2 separate regions of the Homo sapiens genome follow, and region 1 is linked to region 2. The links are chromatin contacts, found by Hi-C or POLR2A ChIA-PET in ENCODE. All regions are on one chromosome and are shown on one strand. The core of a region is the stretch at or near the end of the contact, and the rest is flanking DNA. Distances in the headings are between cores, read along the strand shown. Region 1 has its middle 44 kb from the start of EYA2. Region 2 has its middle 80 kb from the start of EYA2.

Region 1 (2,700 bases), core at 99-2,598, 36 kb after region 2:
TTGCAATTGACAGAAACCTAGCTCAAGTTGCTTTAAACAAACAGAGAAATACACATGTGTTCATGTAACTGAAATACATTGGCTCACGTAACTGGAAAGTCCCAGAGTTGTTTGCTTCAGGAATGGCTGGATCTAGGCGCTTGAGTGATGTCATTAGGAATCCATCTCTATCTCTTGAGTCTGCATGCCTCTCTGCAGCTTCATTTCAATCAGGGTACACATTCATGGTGGCAAAGACATTCATGGTGGCAAAGACATTCCTGTGCAGTTCCAGGCTGACATCCTGTCTGCTTAAAACCTCCATAGAAAGGCACCTCACAATAGTGCCAGCAAAAGTCCTGAGGTTGACTCTGCTTTGCCCAGGCTTGATTCTGTTCGACCCCATAGCTTGGTCATACCCACCCACAGTATGCGGATAGAGCAGACTCCCAAGGAGACTGAGGTGCTTTTACCAGGAAAAGAGGGAACTATGCCAGGCCAGGAAAAGGGAGATGAAAAAACTTGATCTCTGCTTGGAAGAAGGAAGCAAAGGAGGGTACCAGGCAGAGAAGCTGTGATGCATCCGAGGAGAAGTTCAGGATGCGATGTGCAGCATCTGAGTGTGGAGTAGAGGGATGAATCTGGAAGGCGGCAGGAGGCAGGTCAGATGAGGCCTCTTAACCACGTTAGGGATCAGCCTTTATCCCAAGCACAGTGAGAAGCCATTTCAGGGCTTTAAGAAGGAGACTGAAGATTCTAAATCGCCCTCACTTTTGATGAGTTAACAGCATTATGGGAAGTGGGGAGAGAAGGAAGAGGCATTAATTTTCAAGATCAGTCCTTAAAGTAACCCCGTCAAAGCAAACCATGTAATTTAGCAAATCACAGTTTCCATTGAAACTTGTTCAGGTAATACGTGCTCCTCCAATTAGTATAACAGCCCAGAGATGCTTTTCCAGGACAAGATGGCCTTTGGGTCATCATGTTCTTTGCTGCAATTCACTCAAGTGATTTCATTCCTTAGTTGAAAGAAGTGGCTGCTTGTACCAAGGGTCACTGAACACCAGTGGCTACAATTTTTTGAAATAGGCTTCTTGTAGCACCTACTGACCAACAGCCTCAAGCCTGAGGCTTTGAGAGAATGAGCAGAGTTAACCCTTCAGCAGCCTCAGCCCTCACCCAGCAGGAAGGCCACAGCTGTCCTCCAGTGCAGGACAAATCCTGCCCTGGAAAAAAACCATACAGGGCAAGCCTCAGTTCCGCTCATAAATCAATGTCTGCAAGTCTGTTTCTACGTGTAGTTAAGTTACACGGAAAAGTACAACTGGATTTGTCCCCGGTTTTCCCATTAGGGATAATATAAAGTGGAGGCGGAAGTTAATTGAGTTCAGAGTTCGCCGTGTGATGTCAGGGAAGCGGGGCTCTGGCAAGCAGGTCGTGTGTAACATGTGTTCTGAGGGTAGTGTTTTCACACAACCTCCCTGGGGGAGAAAAGCGTTCTTTCACCAGGAGTGCGATCTTCAGAAAACAGGCTTCTGGGGTTCCAAAGGGGCTTTCACCTACATTACAGGATAAAGGTCTCATTTTCCTTACAGAGACGTTCGTGCAATGAGCATGCCTGTGATATTCAAGAAAGGGTAATAAAAACCCCTGCCTTTCAACAAGAGTCATAAAGGTCGGTGGTTCAGAATAGAGACCCTGGAGCCAGACTGCCAGATCAGTCAGTCACAAGTAGGGAGACAGGGCAAGGATCACTTCACTCTCTGGGCCTCGATTTTCTAATCTGTGAAATGGAGCATTCAATTAGAGCCTCTACCTCATAAATTCACTGTGAGGATTAAATACGTTAATATATATCAAGTGCTATAAACAGTGCCTGGCTTTCAGAAATTACCACCTATGGTAGGGCGTGGCACTTAGTTCTTTACAGGCATTATTTCATTGCATAATTTAAAAAATAAAGAAAAATGTTGTGAGTTGGCGAAGATTGATTTACCATAAGGCTGCTGAAATTTAAGTGTCAGGGTCTTCACTTTCACTGCCTCTTCCAAAGCTCTGGAAGGGCCCCAGAAATAAGCTCACAAAGGCATGTACTGTAATAATTGCAAAAGTACGGTCTATTTCTTCTTTTTTTTTCAAGACGGAGTCTCGCTCTATCTCCCAGGCTAGAGTGCAGTGGCACAGTCTCTGCTCACTGCAACCTCCGCCTCCAGGTTCAAGCAATTCTCCTGCCTCAGCCTCCAGAGTAGCTGGGACTACAGGTGTGCACCACCATGCCTGGCTAATTTTTGTATTTTTGTAAAGATGGTGTTTCACCATGTTGTCCATCCTGGTCTTGAACTCCTGACCTCAGATGATCTGCCCACCCTGGCCTCCCAAAGTGCTGGGATTACAAGTGTGAGCCACCGTGTCCGGCCAGTAAGACCTATTCCTATCTTTATTCTTATAAGGGACTCTAAAATTGTGTAAGCCTCAGCCCCCACAAAAAATGGATTCTCTCTGGGAAGAAGGGCTTCTTATTTCCATCTTGAAGATGAGAAAACAGGCTCAGAGAGGCCCAAAGTCACATAGCTAGAGAGGAGTGGAGCCGGGACTCCAGCCCGAGTCTGTCTGTCTGGCATCCACTGCACTCCTCTGCCAGCCTTGAGGTGGGGACAAACTGAGCCACAGGTCTCAGCAGCTGGGGCTTGTCTGGCCAGTTGGCCATCACAAAGCGTGGCT
Region 2 (2,708 bases), core at 5-2,504:
AAAATCAAAATTAATGCTAAAAACCATCCATAATGAGCAAAATATCAACGTTTTAAAGACAGCATCTGACAGTGTCATACTGGCTTTGTTGAGCCTGTGGCCAAAGGAAAAACGTGCCTTCATATACATATTTTAATGTATTCTTTAATGGTAATTTTCTCCCAAATCGTTGAAGTAGTTGAAAAATATACACTGAAAAGTTAGAAGTAAGTGTATTAAAACTCACAGCATTACTTATGTTTTATTTTATTTATACCCCAAACAGAATTTGTATCAATTTTACTTTGCTGGGTTTAATGGAAGCAAACTCATCGCTAATATTTTCAAAATCTACTCCTGGAAAGAATTTAACTGTGAAAAAATAGATTATTTATATGTATGAGGCTAGCCGGGCATGGTTGCGAATGTCTGTAGTTCCAGCTACTCAGGAGGCTGAGGCAGGAGGATCGCTTGAGCCTGGGAGCTCGAGGCTTCAGTGAGCTAAGATCGAGCCACTGAACTCCAGCCTAGGTGACACAGTGAGATCCTGTCTCAATGATAATAATAATAATAATAATAATAATAAGGCTGGGTGCAGTGGCTCATGCCTGTAATCCTAGAACTTTGGGAGGCCAAGGTGGGGGCGGATCATGAAGTCAGGAGTTCAGGACCAGCCTGACCAACATGGTGAAACCCCGTCTCTACTAAAAAAAAAAAAAAAAAAAAAAAAAAATTAGCCGGGCGTGGTGGCAAGTGGCTATAATCACAGCTACTCAGGAGGCGGAGGCAGGAGAATCACTTGAACTCGGGTGGCAGAGGTTGCAGTGAGCTGAGATCGCGCCACTGCACTCCAACCTGGGTGACAGAGTGAGACTCCGTCTCAAATAATAATAATAATATTAATAATTTTTTAAAGTCATATATATGAAGGCTGCACATTTTCCCTTTGGCCTCAGGCTTCAAAATGACTCAACAAGGTGCTGGTATCGTTAATTTGCCTTTGCAGAGGGTGGCACCAATTGATGCTTCCACTGACAGCAGGCTCCATTTTTTCAAGCACCTTTTGGGATTAAGCTGCTCAGCAGAGGGTCATTATCCCCACATTTGGGCCTTCATCTGGGAGGAGCCAGGAGCTGGTATGCCTACCTGGGCTGGCTTTCTGTCCTCCCTTTCTTGTGAGAGCTTCCCAGATGCCTCTGCCAAGCCTGGGCAGCTCAGGTTACTGCAGACTCTAAGAGCTGCCTTATCTCAGATCTGCAAAGCCCCAGCACTTCATTCTCAGGAAAACCTTTTAACTCTGGGGTAGACAAACTCTAAAAACTCTAGAGCTGCCTTGGGGCAATGACAGCAGCTCCTCGATGGACTAGATCTGGGACCCCTGCAGAAATAATCTCATGAATGTTCCCTTACCTGTGGCCAGCAAGACCTGCTCCATTCCTTCCTTTATTTACATCCTCAGTGGCTACCCTGAGTCACTGCTCTGATCAGCCCTGAGTCAAAGCCTGGGACCGAGGCGAGTTAGTCATGGTCTCTGGAGCTCAAAGGGGCAGACAGACGGGTAAACAAAGAGTTTCCAAGACTCTTTCATGTCTGTTATTATCTCACCACATTGTCCCCAGAGACTTGGGAGCACTTGGGCCAGATATAATTGGATGTCAATAGGCATCTCAATCTTAACATGTCTAAAGCAGTAATACTAATAACAAAACCACTAGTAATAATAATAATAGTGTTTACTGCACAAGGCACTGTTATAAGTGCTTTACATATTGTAACTCACTCAGTCCTCATCACGACCCTCTGAAGTACAGCTTTTAGTTTCATTTTACAGATAAAGAAATCGAGGCATTAAGGGACTCAGTGGCTTGCCTAAGTTCCTGCAGATGTTAAATGGCAGTGCTGGGACATGTACCCAAGGGTCTGGCTCCAGAGTCCGTGCTCTTAACAATGACCCTCTGATCTTCAGTTCCTTCCCATTTCCCCTATATCTTCCACATCTCACAAAGTGGCATCGCACAAAAAAATAAATAAATAAAAACATCTATGCACCATTTTTATTCCACTCTTACCCAATTCTTTTCATACCTGACTTCTCGTCATCACTCAAATATCAGAGATGTCTCAAATTTCAGTTTTCCTGAAAGCAATCACTGAGAAAGGGATTCAAGGGTACGTAGCTTATTTAAGAGATGAGAGGTGACGGTTCAAGGAGAAGCATTGAAGAAGACAGAGGAGAAAAGTCAGCAGATACAGTGTGCCTTATCAAGTCAGCCACCACAACAGGTGACCACAGACAGCTTCATCCCTCCAACAAACTCTGGGAAAGAGTGCAAAGCACACAGCTCAGAATTATTCCGTCTACACTTCGAGGGAGCTGGGATATTGATACGCTAACTCCTGAGAGTCATTGGTTGAGATGTACTGGGGAGGAGTGTGCAGTGTTAAATCGTGGGCACTTCTTCCAGCCAGCAGCAAGTCCTTCCAGTTTCAGGGAAAAAAACCCAGGTAAAGATGCAGATACTGGCAATTAAAAGTCACTAGAGCATCTAGGGACCATTTGCTATCCCTCACCTACTCCTCCTCATCTCTTTCTTCTTGTACGTAAGACGCAGAAGAAAAGGAAAGCAATACAGAGTATATCACCAAGCAGGTTTTCAGCGTGAGCAAATAGAGCTTAATCTCACTGGGGTGCTTGGGGAGGCAGCACAAAATATGTGCCTCAGAGTGAT

Evidence for each region. Hi-C counts contacts between places; a loop is a spot of excess contacts on that map. ChIA-PET counts read pairs that join two places held with the same protein, here RNA polymerase II (POLR2A). Pooled maps may share reads with other maps.
Region 1: a loop to region 2 is called in a pooled map, with 2.2 times the contacts of the local background. The contact joins two enhancer-like sites. A Hi-C loop is called at or near these places in 1 of 168 maps with a recorded cell type or tissue (sciatic nerve) and 1 of 50 pooled maps. POLR2A ChIA-PET finds 5 or more read pairs at or near these places in 2 of 52 experiments (BJ and Panc1).

Annotation. Positions count from the first base shown.
Region 1 is chr20:46,849,328-46,852,027 of GRCh38, forward strand. No RefSeq gene overlaps it. Among named protein-coding and RNA genes, the nearest start is that of EYA2, 44 kb to the right of the region's middle. Within about 2 kb of position 1,349, at least 2 of the 41 ENCODE cell types and tissues checked have a DNase peak (open chromatin) inside an H3K27ac peak, as active enhancers do.
Region 2 is chr20:46,813,562-46,816,269 of GRCh38, forward strand. No RefSeq gene overlaps it. Among named protein-coding and RNA genes, the nearest start is that of EYA2, 80 kb to the right of the region's middle. Within about 2 kb of position 1,255, at least 3 of the 41 ENCODE cell types and tissues checked have a DNase peak (open chromatin) inside an H3K27ac peak, as active enhancers do.